Linked DNA regions of Homo sapiens: regions 2, 3, 4 and 5 are each linked to region 1. The links are chromatin contacts, found by Hi-C or POLR2A ChIA-PET in ENCODE. All regions are on one chromosome and are shown on one strand. The core of a region is the stretch at or near the end of the contact, and the rest is flanking DNA. Distances in the headings are between cores, read along the strand shown. Region 1 holds the start of ATP5MC2 (ATP synthase membrane subunit c locus 2). Region 2 holds the start of ZNF740 (zinc finger protein 740). Region 3 holds the start of SLC61A1 (solute carrier family 61 member 1). Region 4 holds the start of MYG1 (MYG1 exonuclease). Region 5 holds the start of HOXC4 (homeobox C4).

Region 1 (5,664 bases), core at 1,959-4,458:
CACTTGGGTTCAGGTAAGACCTGTTACCCATTTCCATAGCCTCATGATTTGCAGTTGCCACAGGAATTTTCCCAGAGTGTCTTTTGCCTAAGTTTTCCTTAGTTTTTATTCAAAAGGAACGCTTCTCAAGACTTCATCATCTGGACCTTTAAAAGTTGCCGTTTAGGCTGGGCACGTGGTTCACACCTGTAATCCCAGCACTTTGGGAGGCCGAGGCGGGCGGATCACGAGGTCAGGAGTTCGAGACCAGCCTGACCAACATGGTGAAACCCCACCTCTACTAAAAATACAAAAATTAGCCAGGTGTGGTAGCACGCGCCTGTAATCCCAGCTACTCAGGAGGCTGAGGCAGGAGAATTGCTTGAACCCAGGAGGCGGAGGTTGCAGTGAGACGAGACCACGCCACTGCACTCCAGCCTGGGTGACAGAGCGAGACCCCATCTCAAAACAAACAAACAAACAAACAAACAAACAAAAAGTTGCCCTTTAGAGTCTTTGTAGTTTTGGGAGATATTTGTTGAAGGCCAAGACACTGGAAGGTCTCCAACAATCTCTTTGCTGATCCCTGGAAGTATCTGATTCCTGAAAATACTTCAATTTCCTGTATTAATAAGATGAGGAAGATCAAGGAGGAACTCTGTTATTAGTCTATCCAAAAGGTATTAGTGGCTGGGCGCAGTGGCTCACGCCTGTAATCCTAGCACTTTAGGAGGCTGAGGCGGGTAGATCACGAGGTCAGGAGTTCGAGACCAGGCTGACCAACATGGAGAAACCCCGTCTCTACTGAAAATACAAAATTAGTCGGGCATGGTGGTGCATGCCTGTAATCCCAGCTACTCAGGAGGCTGAGGCAGGAGAATTGCTTGAATCCAGGAGGCAGAGGCTACGGTGAGCCAAGATTGCGCCATTGTACTCCAGCCTGGGCAACAAGAGGGAAACTGTCTCAAAAAAAAAAAAAAAAGTATTAAATTGTGTCTCCCCAAGATCTAAAGAAGATCTGACACCCTATAGGTATCTAAGTTGGTAGAAGTGAACTTACCTCAAACAGAAGGTGAGTTAAAAACCTAAAGGCAGGGTTTCTCCAAGTGAAGTGAGAAGCCCATCTGAACTAGAATTATCTGGGTGGTGTACGTATTAAAAAATGCATATTCTTGGGCGCAACTTGGACCTTCCTGGTCAAGATCTCTGGGGGAGCTAGGTTCAGTGGCTCATTCCTGTAATCCCAACACTGAGAAGCTGGGGCGGAAAGATAACTTGAAGCCAGGAGTTTGAGACCAGCCTGGGCAAACATCAAGACCTCATCTCTACAAAACATAAAATTAGCCAGGTGAGGTGGAAGTGCACCTGTAGTCCCAGCTACTCCAGAAGCTGAGGCAGGAGGACTGCTTGAACCCAGGAGCTGGAGGCTTCAGTGAGCTATGATCACGCCAGTTGTCCAGTATGGGCAACAACGTGAAACCCTGTCTATAAACAAACAAAAAAGATCTCTGGGAATAAGGCTCAAGTGCCCTGTATTTCAAACAAGTTTCCCAGATGATTATTAGGTATACTTAACGCAAGAGCGTGACCCTAAACCCAGTCTTGAAACTGTGGTAGTGGTAGAGGATAGACTTGAACTTGGATCTTTTAAGTTACATGCTTTCTAATATGTCACAGGCTGAAATACTCAGTGAATGCTTAGGGCTATTAAATACCACTTCATTAAATGAACTGAACTCAGATTGTCCCAGGTTAAAACACTTCTGAATCCAACATCTTAATTGCTCTTAATTTATTTTTTGCCCAGGCTATTGTGGAACTCCTGGCATCAAAAGATCTTCCCACCTTGGCCTCCCAGTGTTGGGATTACAGGTGTGAGCCACCACACCCAGCCTTAATTACTTTTAAGTTAATGGATGTCTTCAACTCTTGTCCTATCTAGAACTCTGATTTTTGCCTATATGTAACTCTAACCCAATTTTGCTGCCGTACTATTCAGGTTTTCTTGGGTCAAAATCCAATAGTTCTTTAAGGCTTTTAGAAAAAGAAGGGGTGGTTCTTTTCTAAGGGAATTATACCTTATTATCTTCTTTGTAAAATGCAGCTCTTAGGGGGATTAAGTATGTTCATTTACAAATTAACATACATAAAGAGTTTAATGTGGTGCTGGCATATAATAAACCCACAACAAGGGGTGGCAATTAAGTGATCCCACCATTGGCTATCTAACCATGGCAACTCTGCAATTGTTAGCCTACAACTTGGGCAAAGGCACTATCCAGAATCAGGACTCCAAAATCATCACGGGCTTTTTCCTCAGTGTAGATGAGTCACAGGGGTAGTAACTTAACTATTCCTTTCCTTAAACCTTCTTTTCCTTGTAACAGCAGAATCTGGGGAGGTTAATTAATCCTTCACAGGAAAGCTGGCAGGCAGGGTCTCATGCTGGCCCCACTAGCTTGGCCTTACCCCACCTTTCTGGGCCTGCTGCCTCAACAGAAACCCTCATCTCTAGCCCACCATTTGTGACTTTTACAACTTCACCAGCGTGCCGGGATGCGAGAAAGGTACTGGTAAATAACTAGTGATTCCAAAGCAACCAGCCTCTCTCTTCTGCCTTAGCTATCCCAAGCCACAACCTAACGGGAGGCGATGTTTTGGCTTTTTTTCCCACTTCTACCATGTTCAAGGTTTACTTTTTAAATTGAGGGGTGCTGACTAGAGGGATTGGTGACTTTAGACGATCCACTATCTCCATTGCTCGGAGCACCTGAGGTTCTGGGGCCTAAAGTCTGGAGATTTCAGAATAAAGAAGGCACAAGTCAGGATGAGAAGAGAAAGCAGAGATAGGAGGGGAGAGCCTGGGGGTTGTCACAATCTGAAAGGGCCAGAGGGCGAGAAAAGAGTGTTTGCAGGGACTGGGTGGAACAGGTGAAAAGCAGCACTCCAGGATCTAACTTTGGCCAGCTCCAAGGTATCCTCCCCCTGCGAGACATCCAAGATGGCGCCAGGCCCGCGCGGTTGGAGGTCACCGGCACGCGGAAGAGCCAACTCTAAGGCTAAGGGATAGCGGAAGCAAGAAAGGGCGAGAGGACCAGGGTGGGAGCACGCAAGGTAAGCGCCTCAAAGCATCCGCGCAAGGTGAGGTGTCCCGCGCGCGTGCGCAGCGCACAGAGGGCTCTAGGTCCCAAGGCCTTACCTGCTCCCACTGCAGAGAAGACAGAGAGGGGCGGAGCAGCGGGAAGAGCGAAAGGAAGGCTCAGCGCATGCGTGACCCGGGCCAACGAGTCGCTCAGCCACGGATAGAGTGATTGCAACATACAGGATCAGCTCAGGCATCACAGCGCCGCCTGCCAGGGCTGTGGCGGTATCCGGCCGGTTGCTCCACCTGGCGTTCGAGAGGAGAAACTACAGGGAGCGCCGACTGCAGAAATGAGGCCAACTCCGCGGAGTAAGCCGATCCGTAACGTGGACTGCGGTTTGGTCTGTACCGCGTTTGGGATCTCGGACTTGCGTCCCCTTTCCGAGCATGCGCAGTCGTCACACTGCCAAAACAAAACTCCTACTCAGAATTCAGTGTTAACATACGGTCGGGATTGGGGTTCAGTGCCTAAAATGCAGCAGGAGGAAGATCTTGGGAGTCCTGCTTTCTGTCGCGCCGGGACTCTGGCATCACTGGATGGCAAACCGGCTCCATGGGCGAATAGTCAGCAAAATGCCGCAGCTGCTTCTGGTGGCTTCGCCCTTTCCCCCACTCCCCGTTTCCTCCTTTCCATTCCGGTGATAAACCATGAGAGAAGCAGCATCAGCGAGCCAGAAGATAGGGTTAAATATGATCCGAATCCCTCTTTCCTGGCTCCTGGGACAGTCTAGGAATAACGGGCACCTGCGACCCGCTGTAAGGTTGCGAGGTCACTCCAGGCTTGCCCGAGCCTCTGCTCAGGTTTCAACTACGCGAGTTGGGATAAGCAGCGCCCTCCCCTCCCGCCCCCATGCTCTCCTGAACGTGGGTTTTCTCTCCCCTTTCGCTCGCCCTTCCCCTGATGGAAGGAGGTGGGGGAGGCTTCCTGGCCCTCATCTTTCCTAGGCCTCCTTGTCTCCCAGACAGGACCTGCCCTGCCCTTTGGAACAGGGCGACAAGGCCTATCCAGTTCCAAACCCCTGCCGTCCCTGCATCGTGCTTGAACGCAGCACGAGAAAGACGGGAAAAGCTCACCAAACCCCATAAAAAATAAAAAATAAAAAGAAAGCCGCGGCTGTAAATAAAGGCAAATCCGCCACTCTCTGAGGGGCCGTTTGTCCTCCCCTCCTTGGCCCCGTCCTTCCCGCCGCCCCCTCCCGGCTCCCGGGCCCCGCGGCGCCCCGGCCCCGAGCTCCTCCATTTAATCGGATTTGGGAGAAGGGGAGGATAAATCACGGCAGCAGCTTTACGGTCCCGGAGGAGAGGCGAGCCGCAGACAGGCACACCCCGGCCGGCGATAAAAACCGCCGCTGAAAGCCCACGGAGCAATTTCCCGGGACCCCGAGCGACGCCATTACAGGAATGTAATTTTGCCCGGATGAGGCCCCGAGTTTAATTATCCTCGCGGAGGAATTTCAATGCGGCCAATCCATCTTGCAGGCGGGCGGCAGAGGGATTTATATGGGCCCGTTATTTCACACCGATCCTCCATCTGCATTTTTATGGCCCTGAGCTCCTGAAAGGGAGGGGAAGGAGTGGGGAGAAATAGGAGAAGCGGGCGAGAAGAGGAGGGTGGTAGACTGCCTGTCTTTCCTAAATTCGCATTTCCAGCTCCATCAGGATTCTCACAGGTTCCTCTGAAATCCCCAAATCTCCAGTTTTAGTTGTTGATTGCGCCCCGAGCGGGCAGGTACGTGGGAAATGGAACTGGGATCTTTGGGAATCAATCAACAGGTATTTATCAAGTACCAAGTGGTGCCAGGCACTGTGGAGATGCTGTTAGGAGAAAGACAGGCTAGCAAAGACACAAGTTTATCCCCTGAGGTCTCCAGACATCTCCATTCCCACCAAAACGGAATTCTTTTAAGCTGTCAGCTTCACATCCTCAGTGGCAGAGAAAGTCCACAGTTCTTAGGAGCCACCACCCCCAAACGGCTGTTGCAGCTGTTGCGACAATTTAGACACTCAGATATGGCTAACAATCCCAGAGGAGGATCAGAGAAGGGGCCTGGGAGGAAGCTAAAGCTGGCTCTTTCCAAAAGTTGTTACAGCCTGCGATGTTTAACACTCCCTTGCCCTCATAGAATAATGGGTTCTGCGTTCAGACAAATCTGGGTTCCCAAATTGCTGTGTGATCTTGAGCTAGCTGTTTAACCCCCTCTAAATCTATTTCCTCCTATGTAAATTGAGAAGAATAATAGTACTTATCACACAGCCAATATTGGGATAATACATATGAAGCTTTTAGCAAGGTACTTGGTACCCAGTAAGAGTTCAGTAATTGCTAGCATTAAAATCATCATCGTCACCACCACCACCACCACCACCACCATCACCACCATCATCACCATCATCATCACTGCTTCTATAGTTAAGGGCATTGCAACTCAATTCTGCACTGCTACCTATATGGACTGTTTATTGCAAGGTCCTTGAGATAGTATCTCCTGAAAGAGACTCAACTACACTTTAAAAACGTTTTCACCTGCATAAGTCATACAAAA
Region 2 (5,664 bases), core at 1,408-3,907, 500 kb before region 1:
GCATACACTAAACATTGCCAAAGTTGTAGGAATAGGGAACATTCACACATGGTTCTGAGTAAACATGGGAGTTGTTACAAACTTTTACAATTCATTTTCACAGAATCTATTAAAATTTACATATCCGGCCAGGCATGGTGGCTCAATCCTGTAATCCTAGCACTCTAGGAGGCCGAGGCCAATGGATAGCTTGAGCCTAGGAATTCGAGACCAGCCTGGGCAACATGGCAAAACCCTGTCTCTACAAAAAACAAAAAAACAAAAAAAAAACTACAAAATTATCCAGGCACAGTTGCCCACATCTGTAGTCCCAACTACTTGGGAGGCTAAGATGGGAGGATTCCTTGAGCCCAGGAGGTTGAGGCTGCAGTGTGCCCTGACTGCACCATTGCACTCCAGCCTGGGCGACAGACCAAGACCCTATCTTTAAACAGAATGAAAATAGGGCCGGGTGTGGTGGCTCACACCTGGAATCCCAGCACTTTGGGAGGCCAAGGTGGGTAGATGACCTGAGGTCAGGAGTTCAAGACCAGCCTGACCAACATGGTGAAACTCCATCTCTACTAAAAAATACAAAAAAATTAGCCGGGCTGGCAGCAGGCGCCAGCTACTCAGGAGGCTAAGCCAGGAGAATTGCTTGAACCTGGGAGGTGGAGGTTGCAGTGAGCCAAGATTGTGCCATTGCACTCTAGCCTGGGTGACAGAGTGAGACTCCATCTCAAAAAAAAATAAAAATAAAAATAAATTTAAATAAAAGCACATATCCTATCTATAAATCCTTATAAATGCAAAAGGTAACTTTTTTTTCTTTTTTGAGACAGAGTTTCACTCTTATTGCCCAGGAAAGGCACGACTCTCGCCTCACCACAACTCCCGCCTCCCGGGTTCAAGTGATTCTCCTGACTCAGCCTCTCGAGTAGCTGGGATTACAGGCATGTGCCACCACGCCCGGCTAATTTTGTATTTTTAGAAGAGACGCGGTTTCTCCATGTTGGTCAGGCTGGTCTGGAACTCCCGACCTCAGATGATCCGCCCACCTCGGCTTCCCAACGTGCTGGGATTACAGGTGTGAGCCACCCTGCCCGGAGCAAAAAGATAACTATTTAAGGATGTTCATTATTGTATTGTTTATAAAGCAAAAAAATCTGAAACCTAAATGTTCATCAAGATGGGACAAGGCACACACATAAACTGGAATACTGTGCAACAGTTTTTTAAATGTTAGCTGACTCAGATGTCTAAAATACACTGTATGGCGCATTACAGGTGCTCAATAAATACTGGTTGAAAAGATTTTTGTATGAACACAGAAAAAAGCCTAAAAGCATATATACCAAACTGGTAAGAATGATTCCCTTCAGGAGCATGGGATAAGTAGAGGGGGAGAATAACCATTTTGTGTCTTTTATACTTTTGCGTTGTGTCGATTTGTAAAATAAGTAGGAGCTAATTTTCAAAAAAGATTTAAAAGACTTATTCCTGGTGATGTTTCTTTATCTCTCTCTTTCTCCATTTTGTCTCTATTTTAGAATGATCCTAAAACACAAAAAACGTACTTTCAATGGCCCAAATCATGGAGTGGCTCAGGGAAATGAAATCTGTCTACAAAAAAAAAAAAGTTGAGAATCCTTGTCTTTTTTTCATCATACAGTTTTTTTTTTCTTTTGGTATCACCATTACTTCTCCTAAAGTCACGACATAATATCACCTACAGCAGAAATGAGGACTTCAGTGGAATTGACATCTCCTTCCATCAAGCGCATTTGCAGTCCATCTTTAGCAGGACCTCTCTCTAATGGCTAAGGCTAGGCAGAAGAATTTGAAGACAGTCTGGTTTCCATTTTCCTAATGCAGCCTGGCCCAAGAGCCAGGACTCCCATAAGACTAGTCTACTGTGGGAGTCAGGGTCTTTTCCACGTGTGGAGGCTAGTGTTTGATGCTGGACGGCCTGGAGTAAAGGGCGAAGGGGAGAAGGTAACCAACCAGGCTGGCCTCGGGATTCGCAGAGGAGGGCTGGGGCTTTGACTTCTGCAGGGAGGTGAGCAGTGTGGCCAAGGGCTACTCAAGGAACGCCTCTGCGAGAATTCAGACTGTGGTTGAGCGCACAAAGCAAGAGTGTGCGAAGAAAAGTTAACGCCTCTCCCAGCTGACCCCAAAATCTGCTAATCTGGGCCTGACGGAAAAAATTCGGAGAAGAACCACCTCGGCCGAGTTACGTGAAAAGGCTGGGTACGAACTACTCTGGCTCTACTTGGGGCGCCGGCTCAGAGCGATGGGCAGGACGTCCGCGAGGAAGAAAGAGTGACGATGATTTTTCAAGGAGTCTGAACCAGCTCACCCAGCAAACCCTCCTCCCATCGAGCACCCAGCGTACAATCATCGAAGGGCCGAGGGTCCTGCCCTCAGTCTCGATGGCGGCCGGGGCGCGCCCCGGCCACGGCGCACGCGCCGGCCTCAGCGCTCCCTCCTCCATGCCCTCGGCGCACGGCGCCGCCCACTCACCCAGCTGCACCTCTCCGTGCGTCCCCAAGCTCACCCGCTCTGAGGCTGCCCCCGCTAGTCTAGCTGCCGAGCCCGGAAGTGGATGCAGCCGCTCGGCGGAGAGGACGAGGGGGAGGGGGAAGTGCTTCCGGGGAAACGGGCCGGGGTTGGTGTTTGTAAACTTGCCTCGGTCCCGGTGGGGGCAGCCGCGGCGGTGGGGTTGGCAGGGTGTGCTGGGGCCTGGAGGAGGCGCCGCGCGGCCAGGGAGCCAGCGGGAGGCCGCGCCTGGCAGGTAGGAGCAAGCCCCAAAGACCGCAGCGTCGTCCGTACAGACGGCAGCGCTTCAGTAGCTCGCAAGCCGTGGGGTGCCGCGCGGGAAGGGGGAGGGGAGGGGAGGAGGGGCGCGTGGCGAAGGGAGGGGGATCTCCGGGGGAGGGAGGGGAAAGGCCGTGCGCGCACACCGCCCCCTGCCCGCGCGTCCCGCCGCGTCCCCGGCCCGGGAGAGGGCTCTCGGAGGGGACGCGGGCGCGAGCACGCATCTCGCGCGCTTCTCGGCACTCTCCGGCTCTGCTCCCGGTTGGTGCAGCGGGTGCAGAGGCTGGCTGGCCGGAGCGAGGCGGGCGACACGCCGCGCCGGGCTTCGCCTGCCTGTCCTCCACCTCCGCAGCAAGTTTCCCTACCTTCGGGCGGACGGGGAGAACGCACACGTGTGGGCACTGCCAGTCCCGTTTCTGCCCGCCACCGAAGCACCCAGCGATGGCCCTTGAGCTTTCCTCCACCCTAGTCTTGCCGCCTCTGTAAAGTGCGAGCTTTTCGGGCCGGCCCACTGGGCACAAAAGCCCCAAAGGGTCTCCGCCCCCTTCTTCCATTCCTGAGATGGCAAATCCAAGCAACTTTCCTTTTGGCAGAGTTCCTCCATAGGAGGCCCCAATTACTTTTGCTCCTGTTGGCTTCCACTCCTTGCCCAGGAGACCAGTTCCTCCTATTGACCTAGAAAGAAAACTCTTCTTGACTCATGTCCTCGTTCTGAGCTTCACAGAGAGCGCCCAGCAAAAAAAAAATTCATATCGCACGTTGTAATGGCCTGAAGATGTTGCATTTAGCAGCCCCCCTCTTCCTTTCTGGTTTCAGGTTTCTGAAACAGATCGTGAGCTTCATCAAGAGAATTCAACTGGAAAACCAAGACTGGTAGACTCTCTTTTTCTTCAGACAATAGGCAGGAGCCAGGCAGAGTCCAGGGATTCTTGGAACACCTATCTTTTCTTCGGAGGACACTAAGTTCTATTTGAAGACAAAGTTCAATATGGCAACAGGACTGATGGGACACGAAGGAGTCGCTACCGTGATTTGGTGACAGTTCTTCAAAACGACAGTGTCTCAAGGAAAGGTGGACCTAGGAACTCCTGAACTTTTGGGTTGCCTTAAGTGAGAAATCAGCATGGCTCAGGTAAAAAGCTCTAGAGTCCTCCTCCAAGATAACTGGGAAGCCTGTTTGCAGTTTCACTCTTGAATGCTGCCTTAGTCAACATATTGACCAACCCCAGTGATCCAAGCTCTGTATTAAGCACCAGGGGGAGATCTAGAGGAAGGAAAGGAGACAGGCCACAGCCCCTGCCTTCAGGGAGCTTCCAGTCAAATGAAGGAGGTAGGCTATACTGCATCACAGGCACTGATGGGACATTTGCAAAGCAACGTGTACTCAGTTTACATTTGGTACATTAAGTGCTGAGGGGTGTAAGGGAGTGAATAGTACGGTGAATGCTTCTTTTGTTTTTTTCCAACAGGAATTTATTGAGTTCCTGTTGCATGCAAGGCATTGTGCTGGGAATACAAAGATGAATACGATTGTCCTTGTCCCCAGTGAGCTTCCAGGCTAGTTGGGGTCGGGAGAGGGATGGAAAGCCATTTATTTTTATATTCACAATGCCTTGTATAGTGGCTGGCTAGTAGTAGAGACTCTGAATCTGTTGATTGAGGAATGTGCAATAATAGGGGTATGTACATAGGAGAGAACAGTACTTCTGCTTGGATAGAAAAAGAAGATGGAGGTTGAAAGATGCATAGGATTTTGCTAAACAAGCGAGAAGGGTGTTTGGACAAAAGGAACAGCATGGGCAGGAGCTTAGAGTCATGGGAAAATGTGATGAGGTTCCGAGTACTGCAGGTTGTTTGATAGTTACGGAGTAAGGGATTTAAATGGGGATAGTTATGGAGGTAGTATTGACAGTGATAGGTGAGGAAGTTGTTCCCTGCAGTAAGCAGAGTGTAACCCAAAGGCCTTTTATGCCTCGCTAAGTTAAGCAGCAGAGTAGCATCAGATCAGTGTTATGTAGAAGGTCATTATTGTGGAGGTAGAGGATGGACTGGAGAGACAGAATGAGCAGATAGGCTGTTGTAGTCATCTGAGTAGAATAGCTATGTGCACACATCTCCAGAGCTTCTCCCAGCTTGCTTCTAGGGAACCTCCCTACCAGTCTCACCAGGATGGCAGTCTGATTGTAGTATAATTGGCTTTCCTCCAGCTGCTTCTGAATGCACAGCTTCCTCCTTTCCATATAGAATAGGAGCCTGTCAGTTTCTTCTTCCTTTGTGTTTTGCAACCCACTTCTCAGCATTGTATTCAGTCTTCTGAGAATGCTGCCTTCCACTAAGGACTGAACTTTGTGCTAGACACTGTTAAGCGTTTTACGTCTTAGTTTACTTTTCATCAACCCTGTAAGGATAAGCATTATGACAGGCATTTTTCATGTAAGGAAACTAAGGCTTGCAAAGGTGGAATAACTTGCCCAAGATTATAGAGTGCAAACAGCTGAGCTAAGATTTTAACTCTGGATCTTTCACTCCAAAGTCCCAGAAGGTGGAGGGAGGGGTCCCAGAACGTACTGATCATCTAAAAGGAATTTCTTCATAAATTTGTGAGTTTGCTGACCAACGATTTCTTAAAATTTTTTTTTTCAGTAAGAAAAGTATTTTCTTTAATGCCGGCTAACCGAAGTCAGTTTGAAGAATGTAGCAGTTTTCTGGAAATTTACTTAAACATACCTTACTTAAGTAATTGTTTAAATTATATATGGAGCAAGGAATGTGAAAAAAAATGTGATCATACAAGCACACATATAAATGGCCTAAGAGGTCAAGAGAAATGCTGAACTCCAAAAATCATATCAGTTGCAATTGGTAAAT
Region 3 (5,664 bases), core at 1,392-3,891, 420 kb before region 1:
GTGGAGAAACCCTGTCTCTAAAAAATACAAAATTAGCTGGGGGTGGTGGCGCATGCCTGTAATCCCAGCTACTTGGGAGGCTGAGACAGGAGAATCGCTTGAACCCGGGAGCCGGAGGTTGCAGTGAGCTGAGATCACGCCATTGCACTCCAGCCTGGGCAACAAGAGTGAAACTCCGTCTCAAATAAAAAAAAAAAAAGACTGATCTGCTGCGCAAGTAGGTGAACTAGTATAATTGCAGAAACTATGTGAGCTTGGAACTGGAAAGATTGGGTCCTGCTTCTAACTGCCTTTTACTATGTAACTCTAAACATGTTACCTAACCTTTCCAACTCTGGTTAGTACCTACTGTATGGATTGTTGTCAGTCAGATGAGATAATTCACCTACAGCAGTTGGACTAAACCTTCTTAAAACTCCTTAGGTACATAATAACTGATAAGTGTTATTATGTTAATATGGGCCAGTACTTTTGATAGTAATTTACATAACTTATTCATTTATTCATAGACTATTTATGGAATATTTATGATTAATACTTATCAATGACTGCTTTAAGTATAGGGAATACAGGTGAACAAAACAGATAAAAATCTGTAGGGAAAGAGATAGTAAATATTTACTTATTTACTTAGAGACGAAGTCTTGCTCTGTCCCCTAGGCTGGAGTGCAGTGGTGTAATCTTGGCTCACTGCAGCCTCCGCTTCCCAGGTTCAAGCAATTCTCGTACCTCAGCCTCCTGAGTAGGTGGGATTACAAGCGCGCACCACCAGGCCCAGCTAATTTTTTTGTTTATTTGTTTTGAGACGGAGTCTTGCTCTGTTGCCCAGGCTGGAGTGCAGTGGTGCAATCTCGGCTTACCGCAACCTCTGCCTCCCAGGTTGAAGCAATTCTCCTGCCTCAGCCTCCAAAGTAGCTGGGATTACAGGTGCACACCACCATGCCCAGCAAATTTTTTTGTAATTTTAGTAGAGACGGGGTTTCGCCATATTGGCCAGGCTAGTCTTGAACTCCTGACCTCATGATACGCCCGCCTCGGCCTCCCAAAGTGCTGGGATTACAGGTGTGAGCCACCGCGCCCAGCAATTTTTTGTATTATTAGTAGGCATGGGGTTTCGACATGTTGGCCAGACTGGTCTTAAATTCCTGGCCTCAAGTGATTCACCCACCTTGGCCTCTCAAAGTGTTGAGATTACAGGTGTGAGCCACCACACCTGGCCAAGATAGTAAATAAATAAACAAGGAAAATACATAGTGTACTGCAGAGTAAAAGCAGCAGAGAGAATAGAAAATTGGAAGGAAAGTAGGTAGATTACTGTGCTGGAGGTGGTGGTGTTGCTATTTTAAACAGGAGGGCCATGGAAGGCCCCTCTGATCAGGTGACATTTTTTAAAATTTTATTTTATTTTTTATTTTTTTGTGAGACAGAGTCTCGCTCTGTCACCCAGACTGGAGTGCAGTGGCGTGATCTTGGCTCACTGCAACCTCTGCCTCCCTGGTTCAAGCGATTCTCCTGCCTCAGCCTCCCGAGTAGGTGGGATTACAGGTGCCCACCACCATGCCTGGCTAATTTTTATATTTTTTTACTAGCGACGGGGTTTCACCATGTTGGCCAGGCTGATCTTGAACTCCTGACCTCAACTGATCGGCCTGCCTCAGCCTCCTAAACTGCTGGGATTACAGGAATGAGCCACCAGGCCCAGCCAAGATCAGGTGACATTTGAACAGAGAACTGGAGGAGGTGGGGGGGGGAACCACGTGGATATCTTGGAGAAGAACTGTACAGGGAACAGTGTGCAAAAGCCCTGGTGGTAGCCAACATAGATGGGAGGGAGAGGAGCAGGGGATGAAGTCAGAGGAGTGGCAGAGGGTCAGAGGACAGAGGGTCTTGTAGGCCATTATAAATACTTCGGCTTTTACCCTTAGTGAGATGGGAAGTCATTGGAGGCTCTTGAGGAGATGATACGGAAGCTGTAGAGAGGTTAAATAGTTTTTCCAAGGTAAAACAGCTTGTAAGTGGCAGAAGGTAGGGAATTAAGCTCCAAGGCTGAAGTTCTTAACCCCATGCTGCCACTGAACTTTAGCCTTCTTTATTTGGGCATTGCTATCCTGTGACTTCAAAGAAACTGGGACACTGGGAAGTTATGCGGCTTGCCCAAGGCCACACAGCTGGTAAGTGACAGGGGCAGGACTGCGCCTTAGTCTGTCTGCAGCCCGACTCCAAGTTCTTTACACCACACCGCCTCCCTCAGGTGTCTGGACCATACTGGCTTCTCTTGCATGGAGGTCACTGCAGTGGGAGAGGAGGCAAACCAAGGAGACCTTCTCGGCTTCGGGCAGCGGTGCTGTTCCTTAGGAAGCTCCAACCCTTGGCTCTACCGGACTGCGGGCATCTTTCCCGAGCACTGCACGGAAGAAAAGAAAATTGGCACTTATTTCAGGGTGGCCCCTCAGGCATCCAAGAGCCAGAGGAGCAGGTGTCACGGGATGGCAGCGAGCGAGGCCAGGCCAGGAGAAGCAACCGCAGCCTCCTATGGTCGCCCCTTCCCGACCCACCCCAGGCGTCAGGAGTTCCGCGCCCGGGTAAGGGAAGGAGGGCGGGCGGGCGGGGCGGGGCGGGGTTTTGGCGCCGCGCCCCCGTCACGTGATGAAGCCATCATGGCGGCGGCCAGAGGCCTGCCCGGCTCCCGGAAGCAGGCTGTGAGGGGCGGGAGCGCTGCTGGAACCCGAGCCGGAGCCGGAGCCACAGCGGGGAGGGTGGCCTGGCGGCCTGGAGCCGGACGTGTCCGGGGCGTCCCCGCAGACCGGGGCAGCAGGTGAGGCGGAGTCTGGGCGAGGTGCAAGTGGATGTGGCAGGGCTGGGCAGGGGCTAGGGGGCGCAGTGGGGTGCCAGTGACCTGGAGGAGTGGGCCTCTGAGATGCACACGCATGACCCTGAAGCAACTCGAGAGGCCTGCGCGGGTGGGAGGGATGCCCGGGACAGAGGATGAGACACTGAGGGCAAAAAGAGGCTCCGCAGCGAGGACGGGAGGTAATAGAAGGAAGTGTACGGGAGCTGCTGTGGGAAAGGGCAGTAGAATTTGCGGGAGCGGGATTATTGAAAGGGACTCCCTCTTCACAGGCAAGGATGGGTTGAGTGCCCAGTCCTCTCCCCTGTCTTCTTACCCCTCCCTGCCCCACAGTGTCCTAGGAGACAGCTTTGGCGTGGCCACTCCTCCCACCCACCCAACTGGTCCCTCCGGTCTGAGATCTTGGGGAGTGGAGTTGGCAGCGGGGTTGGGTGGAGCTGCCATCTGCTTAAGACAGCCCCTTGACCGTGCTGCCCGAAGGATGGATATGGCTCTGACTCCCACCTCTCTTCCCAGGTCGTCCGGGGGCCCACCATGCTGGTGACTGCCTACCTTGCTTTTGTAGGCCTCCTGGCCTCCTGCCTGGGGCTGGAACTGTCAAGATGCCGGGCTAAACCCCCTGGAAGGGCCTGCAGCAATCCCTCCTTCCTTCGGTTTCAACTGGACTTCTATCAGGTCTACTTCCTGGCCCTGGCAGCTGATTGGCTTCAGGCCCCCTACCTCTATAAACTCTACCAGCATTACTACTTCCTGGAAGGTCAAATTGCCATCCTCTATGTCTGTGGCCTTGCCTCTACAGTCCTCTTTGGCCTAGTGGCCTCCTCCCTTGTGGATTGGCTGGGTCGCAAGAATTCTTGTGTCCTCTTCTCCCTGACTTACTCACTATGCTGCTTAACCAAACTCTCTCAAGACTACTTTGTGCTGCTAGTGGGGCGAGCACTTGGTGGGCTGTCCACAGCCCTGCTCTTCTCAGCCTTCGAGGCCTGGTATATCCATGAGCACGTGGAACGGCATGACTTCCCTGCTGAGTGGATCCCAGCTACCTTTGCTCGAGCTGCCTTCTGGAACCATGTGCTGGCTGTAGTGGCAGGTGTGGCAGCTGAGGCTGTAGCCAGCTGGATAGGGCTGGGGCCTGTAGCGCCCTTTGTGGCTGCCATCCCTCTCCTGGCTCTGGCAGGGGCCTTGGCCCTTCGAAACTGGGGGGAGAACTATGACCGGCAGCGTGCCTTCTCAAGGACCTGTGCTGGAGGCCTGCGCTGCCTCCTGTCGGACCGCCGCGTGCTGCTGTTGGGCACCATACAAGCTCTATTTGAGAGTGTCATCTTCATCTTTGTCTTCCTCTGGACACCTGTGCTGGACCCACACGGGGCCCCTCTGGGCATTATCTTCTCCAGCTTCATGGCAGCCAGCCTGCTTGGCTCTTCCCTGTACCGTATCGCCACCTCCAAGAGGTACCACCTTCAGCCCATGCACCTGCTGTCCCTTGCTGTGCTCATCGTCGTCTTCTCTCTCTTCATGTTGACTTTCTCTACCAGCCCAGGCCAGGAGAGTCCGGTGGAGTCCTTCATAGCCTTTCTACTTATTGAGTTGGCTTGTGGATTATACTTTCCCAGCATGAGCTTCCTACGGAGAAAGGTGATCCCTGAGACAGAGCAGGCTGGTGTACTCAACTGGTTCCGGGTACCTCTGCACTCACTGGCTTGCCTAGGGCTCCTTGTCCTCCATGACAGTGATCGAAAAACAGGCACTCGGAATATGTTCAGCATTTGCTCTGCTGTCATGGTGATGGCTCTGCTGGCAGTGGTGGGACTCTTCACCGTGGTAAGGCATGATGCTGAGCTGCGGGTACCTTCACCTACTGAGGAGCCCTATGCCCCTGAGCTGTAACCCCACTCCAGGACAAGATAGCTGGGACAGACTCTTGAATTCCAGCTATCCGGGATTGTACAGATCTCTCTGTGACTGACTTTGTGACTGTCCTGTGGTTTCTCCTGCCATTGCTTTGTGTTTGGGAGGACATGATGGGGGTGATGGACTGGAAAGAAGGTGCCAAAAGTTCCCTCTGTGTTACTCCCATTTAGAAAATAAACACTTTTAAATGATCATTGATTTGATTTACTCATCCTTACCTGTAGCCTTATCAGTAGTTTCTGGTGAGTGGGCAGCTAGAGGTTTTTTTTTTAGTTTTTTTTTGTTTTGTTTTGTTTGTTTTTGTTTTGAGACGGAGTCTTGCTCTGTCGCCCAGGCTGGAGTGCAATGGCGCGATCTTGGCTCACTGCAACCTCCGCCTCCCGGATTCAAGCAATTCTCCTGCTTCAGCCTCCCAAGTAGCTGGGATTACATGTGCCTGCTACCATGCCCAGCTAATTTTTGTATTTTTAATAGAGATGGGGTTTCATGTTGACCAGGCTGGTCTCGAACTCCTCACTTCAGGTGATCCACCCACCTCGGCCTCCCAAAGTGTTGGGATTACAGGCATGAGCCACCACGCCCAGCCCAGCTAGAGGTTTTGAGGTGGGATTATCAGCAAAAGTTTTCTGTTTCTAACTTCTCCAAGGCTGTCTCCAGTTCAAACTGAGAACTATGGAATTGCTCTCAGCAGAGCTGTGTGGGAAGGGCCTGAGGCTTCTAGGTCCTCCACATTCCTCTGTTGTGGGACAGGCACTCCCCCCAGTTGTCAAGCAGAACCCTTGCTTACATCCAGGGTAAGATGATCTCCAGAGCACATGGAGTAGATGCCCCATATGCCAGGCCACTGAGCAAAGATTCCAGGGGCTTGGGCTGCTGCTGTGACCACTCCTTGGGCAAAGCCAGGG
Region 4 (5,664 bases), core at 1,664-4,163, 380 kb before region 1:
GTGAACACCAAGGAGTATGTATAGTTGAGATGTAATATTTCCCTTTGCTGTTTGAGAACATTAATATGGAGATAAAGCTGGTGGTTTACACTTTGCTAATATCTTAGAAGATACAGGCAATAGACAAAAATAGGAGGATATAGAAACAGGGAGCTTGGCTCTGTTAATCTTCAACTTCAGCTTAATTGTGGCTCATTTCTAAACTGTCACTAAGAAACCTGGATTGTGTTCACTTGTTCAGTGTTTTATTTGAATGAGCAAGTTATGGCAGTAGGGCATCTTTAATCTGTAGTCTCAGAACTGACAGGCTAAAAGGAACACAGGAATAGTAGTGTGTAGTAGGGAATGGTTTAAAAAAAAAAATTAGCCAGGCACAGTGGTTCACGCCTGTAATCCCAGCACTTTGGGAGGCCAAGGCTGGCAGATCACCTGAGGTCAGGAGTTAGAGATCGGTCTGGCCAACATGGTGAAACCCTGTCTTTACTAAATATACAAAAATTAGCCAGGCGTGGTGGCACATGCTTGTAATCCCAGCTACTCCGGCGACTGAGACAGGAGAATTGCTTTAACCCGAGAGGCAGAGGTTGCAGTGAGCCGATAGCGGGCAATTGCACTCCAACCTGGGCGATAGAGCGAGACTCTGTCTCAGAAAGCAAAAAACAAACAAAACATTGACTTTGTCAGGAATTAGCTACTTCATGATTGAGGGCATTAAGGGAAATGAGGCTGGCTTTTTACTTGTAGTACTCTACAACAGTAGGAAAACATGTCTAGTCTTTCTGGAGGGGCTAATGGGAAGAATTGCAAGAACTGCTTAGAGAGTGAGAGATGGGATGAGGCAGGACAAGAGGGTGTTCCAGCATACATCATTTTCTCCTTAAAGAACCAACTTCTCTGTCTTCTTTCCATTTGGAGTTATAGGTATTGTTCTAAGGCCTCCAGATTATTCAGTCCTTATGCCTTGTAGCTTTTTGGAAAAAGAGGGTCTTTGGAGGCCAAGCAGGCTGGCTGGCGGAATCATGGCTCATGCTGGGCTGGCTAGTTTTTCCCTTAATTCTTGCTTCTCAGATGTATGTCCCTGGGAAGCTGCATGATGTGGAACACGTGCTCATCGATGTGGGAACTGGGTACTATGTAGAGAAGGTGAGTGAGAGCATGTGGATGCCCCTCTAAACAGGGAAGGGAAATTCAGGGGAAGCTCTAGAGCGCAGCATGGCCAGAGGGAGTCTCCTTTTAGCCCCTTATTCACCTCTGATCTTGTAGACAGCTGAGGATGCCAAGGACTTCTTCAAGAGGAAGATAGATTTTCTAACCAAGCAGATGGAGAAAATCCAACCAGCTCTTCAGGAGAAGCACGCCATGAAACAGGGTAAGTTTTTCCTGGGGCACCTCTTGACCCTATCTCCATAATAAGGAACATGGATTGCAGTGTGAACCACGGGGGTGTCCCCTTTGCTGGAGTAAAACTATGTCTTAGTTTCTCTTTGGCATCTTTAGAATCTGTGTATTGCATAATCACTATCTGTAGATTCCTGGGTTGAGCGTTTGAGAAATTTAGAGGAAGGAAATCATGTTTGTGCTTTGGTGGAGCTCCTATTTAATGACGATGGAATGGGGGAATGAGATGAACACACAGGAAGGAATCATGATCCAAACGAACTAAATACCAGCAATTATAACCCCGACTGCACATGAGAATCACTCAGGAAGTTTAAAAAGAAAGCTTGGGCCCATTCCAGATTGACTAAATCAACTTGGAAGTCAAAGGAGGGGAAGTTGTACCAAGGTCTGTTTTTTTTTAAAAAAGCTCCCCTCTGTTATAATCAGGATTCAGAACCAGTGTTCCAAAGGTAAAAATCTTTCCCCATCATAGTTTTCTGATTATGTCAGACTCATTTAATACCATATTGTGTTCGTTTTTATATCTTTGGTTAGCAGGTTTTTTTTTTTTCCGAGAAGAGTCTCATTCTCACCACACCCAGCTGTGTTAGCATATTGACCGATGCATTGTAGACCCTAAATTTGTGTTAGTGACCCCACAGTGGATCACTGAGTTAAAGTTTTATTAACAATGCCAGGCGCAGTGGCTGACGCCTGTAATCCCAGCACTTTGGGAGGCCAAGGCAGGTGGATCACCTGAGGTTAGGAGTTCAAGACCAGCCTGGCCACCATGGTGAAACCCCATCTCTACTAAAAATACAAAGTTAGCCCGGGCATGGTGGTGCATGCCTGTAATCCCAGCTGTTCGGGAGGATGAGGCAGGAGAATCGCTTGAACCCGGGAGACGGAGGTTGCTGTGAGCCAAGATCGTGCCACTGCACTCCAGCCTCGGTGACAAGAGCAGGATTCTGTCTCAAAAAAAAAAAAAAAAGGTTATTAACAAACTGTAGTTAGTCGGTCGCCTGTCCTTAAACTTGCCTGTCACTTCTCCTTAACTCTAGGTTCTCCTTTTTGCTTCTAACCTTTGACTCTTATTTTTTTCCACAGCCGTCATGGAAATGATGAGTCAGAAGATTCAGCAGCTCACAGCCCTGGGGGCAGCTCAGGCTACTGCTAAGGCCTGAGAGTTTTTGCAGAAATGGGGCAGAGGGACACCCTTTGGGCGTGGCTTCCTGGTGATGGGAAGGGTCTTGTGTTTTAATGCCAATAAATGTGCCAGCTGGGCAGAATGTTGGTCTTTTCTTGGATTAAGCAAGGGACTGGTGATGAGATGGGGGGTGTGGTCGAGAGTGTGGGCCCCGTCTCAGAGCCTGATGCGCAGGGGTGATGCGATGCGCCTCTTGGAGGCTCCATCGCAGGGCCCTTTGACCAGCTGGAAGAAATCCTAGGCTGGGAGTCTGCTGCTGCTCACTCTGCAGAGCTGGTTGCCAAGGGAACGGTTGGCAAGCGGAAGTGGGGCTGCGCTGGCGCTTCCTCTTCCGGGTCGGCGCTCCTGCCTCCCTGCAGGGAGCTGCTTATGGGACACCAATTCCTGCGCGGCCTCTTAACGCTGCTGCTGCCGCCGCCACCCCTGTATACCCGGCACCGCATGCTCGGTCCAGAGTCCGTCCCGCCCCCAAAACGATCCCGCAGCAAACTCATGGCACCGCCCCGAATCGGGACGCACAATGGCACCTTCCACTGCGACGAGGCACTGGCATGCGCACTGCTTCGCCTCCTGCCGGAGTACCGGGTACGGTCCGCGAAAAGTGACCCTGGGACTGCGTGCATGCATGCCTCCGGGGTGGATGGCATTCCGCCAACAGGGTCACTCCGATAGCGCCCGGCAGCCCAAGCACCCTTCCTACCCTTCCTGCCTCCCTGAAGTCCAGCATTAATCCCCTACCCGGCGACACCCGGCAGCCCCTTCACCCCTGTGTACCTCGCAGGATGCAGAGATTGTGCGGACCCGGGATCCCGAAAAACTCGCTTCCTGTGACATCGTGGTGGACGTGGGGGGCGAGTACGACCCTCGGAGACACCGATATGACCATCACCAGAGGTAGGTTCTCAGATACCATTTATTTAACTTCCTTGACCTCAGCTTTCCTCTGTGCTCCAATTCAGCCATCCACTGCCGTAGTCCGCGTCAGCGAAAAGAACTGCTTCATCACTGAAATCAAACTCCCACTAGGACTACATCATCCTTCCGGCCCTGCCTGTTCTTCACCCATCTCCCTGGCCTGGGACCTCCTTTGGTTCCCAGGGAGTCCCTCAGGCCCCTTATCTCATCTCCTTCCTTAGCCAAGGCTTTTTTTCCATCAGCAACTTCATCACCCCAACTAAATAAACCCATCTGTGATTAATCCATTCTGGTGCCCTTGCTGCTGCACCTAACTGCTGGGCCCACATGATTGTGGCAGTTGGTGACAGTTCAGATGTGTGAAGTTTTCTACTTCATTTACACCCTTCCAAAGGGAAATCCTTCTTGCTCAAGGGTAGCCCATTCCAATCCTTTTCTTCTCCCTCAAGCCTCTACCGCATCAAACTGAGTGTCCCTGCCTCTTTTCAAAAGAAGTTGAGCATTTCCTCAGTCTCCCACCTCAAACATCCTCAGCTCCCTCCTACCAACTAAGGGAAATTTCTTCCCTTCTATTGGAGGTTAATCCTCTGTCCTGTTTCCAGTCTATTACTTTCTTCTCTGGGATTCTTTTTTCTTTTCTTTTTTTTTTTTTTTGAGACGGAGTCTCCCACTGTCGCCCAAGCTGGAGTGTAGTGGCACGATCTCGGCTCACTGCAACCTCTGTCTCCCAGGTTCAAGCGATTCTCCTGTCTCAGCCTCCCGAGTAGCTGGGACTACAGGCACCCACCACCACACCCGGCTAATTTTTGTATTTTTAGTAGAGACGGGTTTCACCATATTGGCCAGAGTGGTCTCGAACTCCTGGCCTTGTGATCTGCCCCGCCTTGGCCTCCCAAAGTGCTGGGATTACAGGTGTGAGCCACTGTTGGCCTATCCTCTGGGATTTCATGTCACAGTTCCACTAGTGTCTCTGCCTCTCCTTCCCTACAGCCTAAAACCCTTCTCAAGTATCTTCCATCTTGAAAAGAAACACAGGTGTAAAAACAAAACCCTCCCTCAATTATACCACACCACGAGAAGTAATTATCTTGGAGAGAGGGATTATGATGTTTTAAGTCTCTCTCCTTTTTTCTTTTTTTAGCATACATATTATAAATGATGTCAGGAAGAAACCCTCCCAATATTTACAGCCTAAGCTCTCACCCTTGCTTCTCAGCCACCCTTCAAAAAACAGCTGACCGTGGCTTCACCTGTTCCTTTCCAGTTCATTCCCCTCAAGCCCACTCTCCCAGTGTCTTCTCTGGAACTGCTCGGCAGAAGGGCACCAGTTACCTCAGCACCAAACCAGGGAGCTGGTAAAGGGTCTCAACTGATCTCTTTAGCACTTGGCATTATTGACCACTTCCTTTTATCAAATTGTTTTTAAGATGGAGTCTCGTCTGTCACCCAGGCTGGAGTGCAGTGATGTGATCTCGACTCACTGCAACCTCCGTCTGCTGGGTTCAAGTGATTCTCCTGCCTCAGCCTCCCAAGTAGCTGAGACTACAGGCGCCCAGCTAATTTTTGTATTTTTAGGAGAGACAGTGTTTCACTATGTTGGCCAGTCTGGTCTTGAACTCCTAACCTCAGGTGATCCACCCGCCTCAGTCTCCCAAAGTGCTAGGATTGCAGGTGTGAGCCACCATGCCCAGCCTCATTTTTTTTATTTTTACTTTTTTTGAGATGGAGTTTCGCTATTGTTGCCCAGGCTGGAGTGCAGTGGCACTCAGCTCACTTCAACCTCCACCTCCCAGATTCAAGTAATTCTCCTGCCTCAGCTTCCCAAGAAGCTGGGACTACAGGCGTGTGCCACCATGTCCGGCTAATTTTTCCATTCTTAGTAGAAACAGAGTTTCAGCATGTTGGCCAGGCTGGTCTCAAACTACTGACCTCAAGTGATCACGCCTTGGCCTCCCAAAGTGTTGGGATTAGAGGTGTGAGCCACTGAGCCCAGCCTGTATTTACTCAATATTTAATAATAAAAGTCAGTTAACAAATGGAGCTCCCTAGGTAATTCTGAGATGGACTGGTATTTAGAAATCATGGCTGTAGTTTCTGCTTCCCTAACATCTGTTATATCTTTTCTCTATTTTCTGCCCCACTGCTGTTCAAATTCTTGCCTT
Region 5 (5,664 bases), core at 1,294-3,793, 380 kb after region 1:
TTTGCTGAGCTTTGGACTTCCCGGTGGAGCCATCTGGGACTACAGTTCAGACTTAGGTACTAGGATTCAGCACTGGTTTCCCTTTGCCCTCTTCCAGCAATTTATAATGAACCCACCCCCACCACCAATGATTAAGACAACCCCACACAACCCAAACCACTATTAACCAAGCAGTAGCCTTCCTCCGCCCCCTCACTCACAGTCTCAACTTCCTCTCCAACCAAACCAGCCTGTCCTCACATGCAGAGAGTTCCGGACAAGAGTGGGCAAGGGTTCTCAGCCAACTCTGAGAATTTGGGAATCTCCATTAGAGGTGTTCAGCCTCTGGGGAACTCCTGTTCCTTCACCTGGCCTGGTTACAGTGGGGATGGGCACTGTCCTCTTGGAGAGAGAGTATTCAGGGACCACCAAGCACCAGCTCCTTGGGAGCTAAGCCCTGGCCCTGCTGAGCCTGGGGTGGGGCTGGGGGCCTAAGCATTGGAGGAGGGAAGGCAACGAGGGCCCAGGCGGGAATCCGCACCCTTTGGGCACGGCTGTGGGTCCAGCTTCCCTCTCATTCCAGCCCTTTGGGGAAGCCCTAATTTGGAAGTGGGGACCCTCTCCAACATCCCAAAGGTGATGAGAAAAGGATTGGAATCTCTTGCCTTCAGTCTCCCTCTCACAAGGGCTTTATTTTTTTTTTCCCTTTCCCCTCCTCATTCCCTTAATTGCAGATGTTCTAATTAAACCCTCAAATAGTTGTTATGCCGTTTTAAAAGGTACTTATTCAAGTGTCAACCAGGCTGGGCTGGGAGGAGGTAGCGTAGGGCGGCGAATTAAAGGTAGATTGACTAATCACGGCGGCGATCATAATAATAAAATCAGAGGGAAAAAAAATCACATTACGACTTTTCGTGGAAAGGAGGGAGCAGGCAGCCAGCGGCCGCCAGCCCTGCGCCGCCGCCGACACAAAGAGTGCGGGCGATTCCGCGAGACTGATTTATGACGTTTTACAGCCCTATAAAAGCTGTAGCGACGAGGCAAGCGCTCCTACCACCGCTGGCAGATTTAGTCTAATAAATAAAACATAAACAGTTAACTTTATGTGTCACTTTTATTGTTATCAAGTAAAATATAGCTGAGCCCTGGCAAGCTATGATTTTAAACTATAATTGTTATCAAGTACAACAAGGGGACCCGGCTCCCTCCCTGGGCTCTCCCCTCCGCTACCCCCCGCAACTCTGAGTTATGGGCGATCAGTTAATTGGAATCGGTGGCATGACAGGACCACCCCTAGCTGGGGGGGGGGGGTGGTGGTTAGGAAAGCAGCTTTTCCTGGCCCCCTCCCTCCTCTACGGCCCTGTCACCCCCCTCCATCAGAGTATTACTGTGAGTGGGTGGCAGAGAGAGAGCAGGGGGTGTGAATGGGCTGGAGACCCCAAAGGCTGGCCGTGCCTCCCCAACTTGGTGAGCTTAGCCTTCCGTTTTTGGAAAGCAGCCTGGAGCTGGCCTTTAGGAATTCGTGTTTACATGTAAACACACGTGTTACATGGATACAGCTCCTAGCCAGAAGCAAGCAGGCTCTACCCACACAGGCCTCCCTCTTAGCTAGGTCTGCCCTCTGTGGGGACAGAGAAAGAACTCTCAGGATCTTGGCTGGGCACCATCACAGGGCACTGACTCCTGGCAGAAAGCTCTCCTCCTTGCCCCAGCTCCTTGGAGATAATTGTCAGAAAATAGCAGGCCGGGCTGAATGGGGAGTGGAAACAGAAGCCAGCAGTAGAAGAGATCCTCTGCTCTGGGGCTGGGGCAGGGAGGGTCAGTGGGTAGCAGGGGAAGGCGAGACTTCTGAACTCTGCTTTTGCCAACCACTTCCTGTCTCTCTTCAGCGGGGGCTCAACCCCCAGACCTCCAGAAATGACGTCAGAATCATTTGCATCCCGCTGCCTCTACCTGCCTGGTCCAGCTGGGACCCTGCCTCGCCGGCCGCATGGCCAGAGGGTTGGGTGAGTGTGTATGGGGAAGAGGGGCTGGACTCTGGTATCCTTGGATGGGGGGCACTCCAGGCTCTCCAGCCTCCTCGGCTCAGCCTGGGCCCCTCCCCATCCAACATCCACTCCAGTCCTCATTCAACTTCCTCTTCCTGCGAAAGAGGGGCGCTGCCCCGTGACCTACACAGACTGAGACACGATCGCCATGAATGGAGACCTCTGGAAAAGCTCAGGAGCCGAGGCCCACGGGGCCCAGCAGAGGCCTGAGGGGAGACCCTGGGCGGGGGCTGAATCACTGCCTCCCGACAGTCCCCCAATGCCCGGGCTTTGGAGGGGAGCCGGGAGCTTCCCATCTCCTTTTGCAGGGGAGGGTTGTCAGTCTGGCGGGATGTGCACTGGGGGCACTCCAACCTCTGCTAGCTAACCCCACATCACCACCCACCCCCGCCTCCCAGCACCACCACCACCACACACACAAAAAAATTGGATACATTTTGAATAAAGCGATTCGGTTCCTTATCCGGGGACTGGGTTGCTCCGTGTGATTGGCCGGAGGAGTCACATGGTGAAAGTAACTTTACAGGGTCGCTAGCTAGTAGGAGGGCTTTATGGAGCAGAAAAACGACAAAGCGAGAAAAATTATTTTCCACTCCAGAAATTAATGATCATGAGCTCGTATTTGATGGACTCTAACTACATCGATCCGAAATTTCCTCCATGCGAAGAATATTCGCAAAATAGCTACATCCCTGAACACAGTCCGGAATATTACGGCCGGACCAGGGAATCGGGATTCCAGCATCACCACCAGGAGCTGTACCCACCACCGCCTCCGCGCCCTAGCTACCCTGAGCGCCAGTATAGCTGCACCAGTCTCCAGGGGCCCGGCAATTCGCGAGGCCACGGGCCGGCCCAGGCGGGCCACCACCACCCCGAGAAATCACAGTCGCTCTGCGAGCCGGCGCCTCTCTCAGGCGCCTCCGCCTCCCCGTCCCCAGCCCCGCCAGCCTGCAGCCAGCCAGCCCCCGACCATCCCTCCAGCGCCGCCAGCAAGCAACCCATAGTCTACCCATGGATGAAAAAAATTCACGTTAGCACGGGTAGGCAACTTTGCTTTTTGCTCCCCCCCTCCCTCCCTTCTTCCCTAGCGCTCCCCACCCTCCTCGGCCCCCTCTGGCCCCCGTCCTCCTTTCTCTCCTTCCCCCTCTCTCTCCAGGAGCGACTCTGGGTTAGCACAATTGAACTGGATTTACGAGCGAGAATGGGTAATTACATCCCCCATAAATTTTATGGCTTAGCTACTCTGGGCAGTCCGAGCCATGTGCTACGATCTGTTATGTATGTGTGAAAACTATGCTCGCTTTCTAAGGGCGCATAAATAATTCAGTGTCGTTACAATGAGGATTCCCCTCTTATTACACTACAAAGTCTTCAGCTTCCTTCAACTTCTTTATAACCCATTTAAGCTTGATGACTTTATTTCCACCACTCCCTCCTCCTGTTTCTCAGAGCTGAGGATGGGGTGAGGGTGGGGGGCGGGGAGCCTGCTGCCTCTGAACCCCACTATTTGCTTTTCCCCTCCCCCCAGTGAACCCCAATTATAACGGAGGGGAACCCAAGCGCTCGAGGACAGCCTATACCCGGCAGCAAGTCCTGGAATTAGAGAAAGAGTTTCATTACAACCGCTACCTGACCCGAAGGAGAAGGATCGAGATCGCCCACTCGCTGTGCCTCTCTGAGAGGCAGATCAAAATCTGGTTCCAAAACCGTCGCATGAAATGGAAGAAGGACCACCGACTCCCCAACACCAAAGTCAGGTCAGCACCCCCGGCCGGCGCTGCGCCCAGCACCCTTTCGGCAGCTACCCCGGGTACTTCTGAAGACCACTCCCAGAGCGCCACGCCGCCGGAGCAGCAACGGGCAGAGGACATTACCAGGTTATAAAACATAACTCACACCCCTGCCCCCACCCCATGCCCCCACCCTCCCCTCACACACAAATTGACTCTTATTTATAGAATTTAATATATATATATATATATATATATATAGGTTCTTTTCTCTCTTCCTCTCACCTTGTCCCTTGTCAGTTCCAAACAGACAAAACAGATAAACAAACAAGCCCCCTGCCCTCCTCTCCCTCCCACTGTTAAGGACCCTTTTAAGCATGTGATGTTGTCTTAGCATGGTACCTGCTGGGTGTTTTTTTTTAAAAGGCCATTTTGGGGGGTTATTTATTTTTTAAGAAAAAAAGCTGCAAAAATTATATATTGCAAGGTGTGATGGTCTGGCTTGGGTGAATTTCAGGGGAAATGAGGAAAAGAAAAAAGGAAAGAAATTTTAAAGCCAATTCTCATCCTTCTCCTCCTCCTCCTTCCCCCCCTCTTTCCTTAGGCCTTTTGCATTGAAAATGCACCAGGGGAGGTTAGTGAGGGGGAAGTCATTTTAAGGAGAACAAAGCTATGAAGTTCTTTTGTATTATTGTTGGGGGGGGGTGTGGGAGGAGAGGGGGCGAAGACAGCAGACAAAGCTAAATGCATCTGGAGAGCCTCTCAGAGCTGTTCAGTTTGAGGAGCCAAAAGAAAATCAAAATGAACTTTCAGTTCAGAGAGGCAGTCTATAGGTAGAATCTCTCCCCACCCCTATCGTGGTTATTGTGTTTTTGGACTGAATTTACTTGATTATTGTAAAACTTGCAATAAAGAATTTTAGTGTCGATGTGAAATGCCCCGTGATCAATAATAAACCAGTGGATGTGAATTAGTTTTACGTCAATGTCTGATGGTTTCTTTTTATTCCCCTCCCTCTCTGGCCTGGTAACATCCCATCTTCTCTATAGTTGCCTAAGTTTACTTTAAACAAACACACAAATCTTAGCTCTCCATTAGTCTTCCAATGTCCTTAGAAGAACAAGCAAGGGGGTTGGGGTATGGGATCTTCAGAAGAGGGGATGTGGAAGATTAAGGCTGATTTCTCCAGTCCCCTTCCTTCCCCCTGAGTCTGCAGAGAGACCAGACTCCTCTGGGGGCACTTCAGTGGAGCTGAGGGTGGGGAGTGTCTCACTTTTCTATAGTTAGGTACAGTTTCTTCTTTTTGTCTTTTCTCTCTCTTCCCTTCTCCCTCCTCTGTGCTGAGTAGGCCTGCCTACTTTGTAGACAAGGGGGCAAGTTTAGGGAGTGGGAAGGAGAATAGTTTTCTTTCATCTTTTAGGGCTCTTTTGGGATGAGGGATTAAGGAAGACATCCCCTCAACATTTGAGTTCTTAAAAGAAGGAAGGTTTTGAGCTGGTGACTCTGAAGCAGCAAAGTCACCTGTCAGGATGCCTTCTCTGTTTGTTTAGGCTTGGAAAAAAGACTGGCCAGAGGCCTGGGAGGTACCCTTGTTATGGATAGGCCTCAAAGGCTGATGCCTGGAGATAATAAAAGACTTTTACCTTTTTATTCTCTAACTTTTATTATGGACCTGCCAGGTGTTGCGAAGAGACTTAGGGAGAGTCAAGGACCACCCTCTCTTCCTATAACCTCCCAGGTCCTGGCAGCGTATGGGGATAGCCTGAACAAGTTTCTCTGGCTGTAAAGAAATAAATTAATTAAATAAATTTGTTTCCTTGGGGCTAAAAAAGAAACAAAAAATCTTGCCTGGATTACCTGAATACATTCAAGCCAAAGGCTCCCAAATAATTCTGGTCCTGAGA

Evidence for each region. A loop is a pair of places that touch in the nucleus more often than their neighbours do. ChIA-PET counts read pairs that join two places held with the same protein, here RNA polymerase II (POLR2A). Pooled maps may share reads with other maps.
Region 2: a loop to region 1 is called in a map of CD8-positive, alpha-beta T cell, with 6 times the contacts of the local background. The contact joins the promoter of ZNF740 here to the promoter of ATP5MC2 in region 1. A Hi-C loop is called at or near these places in 1 of 168 maps with a recorded cell type or tissue (CD8-positive, alpha-beta T cell) and 10 of 50 pooled maps. POLR2A ChIA-PET finds 5 or more read pairs at or near these places in 2 of 52 experiments (A549 and HEK293).
Region 3: a pooled map shows a loop between it and region 1 (5-fold over the local background). The contact joins the promoter of SLC61A1 here to the promoter of ATP5MC2 in region 1. A Hi-C loop is called at or near these places in 7 of 50 pooled maps. POLR2A ChIA-PET finds 5 or more read pairs at or near these places in 3 of 52 experiments (activated CD4-positive, alpha-beta T cell, activated T-cell and naive thymus-derived CD8-positive, alpha-beta T cell).
Region 4: a map of CD4-positive, alpha-beta memory T cell shows a loop between it and region 1 (9-fold over the local background). The contact joins the promoter of MYG1 here to the promoter of ATP5MC2 in region 1. A Hi-C loop is called at or near these places in 3 of 168 maps with a recorded cell type or tissue (CD4-positive, alpha-beta memory T cell and naive thymus-derived CD4-positive, alpha-beta T cell), 1 of 37 single-sample maps with no recorded cell type and 9 of 50 pooled maps. POLR2A ChIA-PET finds 5 or more read pairs at or near these places in 2 of 52 experiments (H1 and activated T-cell).
Region 5: a pooled map shows a loop between it and region 1 (5-fold over the local background). The contact joins the promoter of HOXC4 here to the promoter of ATP5MC2 in region 1. A Hi-C loop is called at or near these places in 2 of 50 pooled maps. POLR2A ChIA-PET finds 5 or more read pairs at or near these places in 2 of 52 experiments (B cell and OCI-LY7).

The regions. Positions count from the first base shown.
Region 1 is chr12:53,672,875-53,678,538 of GRCh38, forward strand. It overlaps ATP5MC2 (ATP synthase membrane subunit c locus 2), which reads right to left and starts at 3,209. Exons shown (of 5, transcript NM_005176.7): 1 at 3,179-3,209. RefSeq lists enhancers at 2,911-3,360, 3,471-3,700.
Region 2 is chr12:53,178,065-53,183,728 of GRCh38, forward strand. ZNF740 (zinc finger protein 740) reads left to right here and starts at 2,658. Exons shown (of 7, transcript NM_001004304.4): 1 at 2,658-2,773; 2 at 3,613-3,928. The coding sequence starts at 3,920. CSAD (cysteine sulfinic acid decarboxylase) reads right to left here and starts at 2,861. Exons shown (of 17, transcript NM_001244705.2): 1 at 2,668-2,861; 2 at 1,038-1,078. RefSeq lists an enhancer at 2,127-2,685 and silencers at 2,348-2,437, 2,728-3,027, 3,381-3,675.
Region 3 is chr12:53,249,454-53,255,117 of GRCh38, forward strand. SLC61A1 (solute carrier family 61 member 1) reads left to right here and starts at 2,642. Exons shown (of 2, transcript NM_032889.5): 1 at 2,642-2,815; 2 at 3,365-4,953. The coding sequence starts at 3,383. The coding sequence ends at 4,735. RefSeq lists enhancers at 2,305-2,354, 2,488-3,159 and silencers at 2,625-2,904, 2,915-2,964.
Region 4 is chr12:53,296,782-53,302,445 of GRCh38, forward strand. MYG1 (MYG1 exonuclease) reads left to right here and starts at 2,914. Exons shown (of 7, transcript NM_021640.4): 1 at 2,914-3,172; 2 at 3,369-3,481. The coding sequence starts at 2,957. PFDN5 (prefoldin subunit 5) reads left to right here. Exons shown (of 6, transcript NM_002624.4): 4 at 1,069-1,143; 5 at 1,264-1,369; 6 at 2,488-2,669. The coding sequence ends at 2,564. RefSeq lists enhancers at 1,886-3,085, 2,589-2,678, 2,719-2,818, 2,724-3,018, 2,829-2,888 and 1 more.
Region 5 is chr12:54,051,292-54,056,955 of GRCh38, forward strand. It overlaps HOXC4 (homeobox C4), which reads left to right and starts at 2,544. Exons shown (of 2, transcript NM_153633.3): 1 at 2,544-3,070; 2 at 3,559-4,739. The coding sequence starts at 2,632. The coding sequence ends at 3,914. RefSeq lists enhancers at 340-1,321, 1,322-2,303, 1,599-1,758 and a cis regulatory region at 2,335-2,835.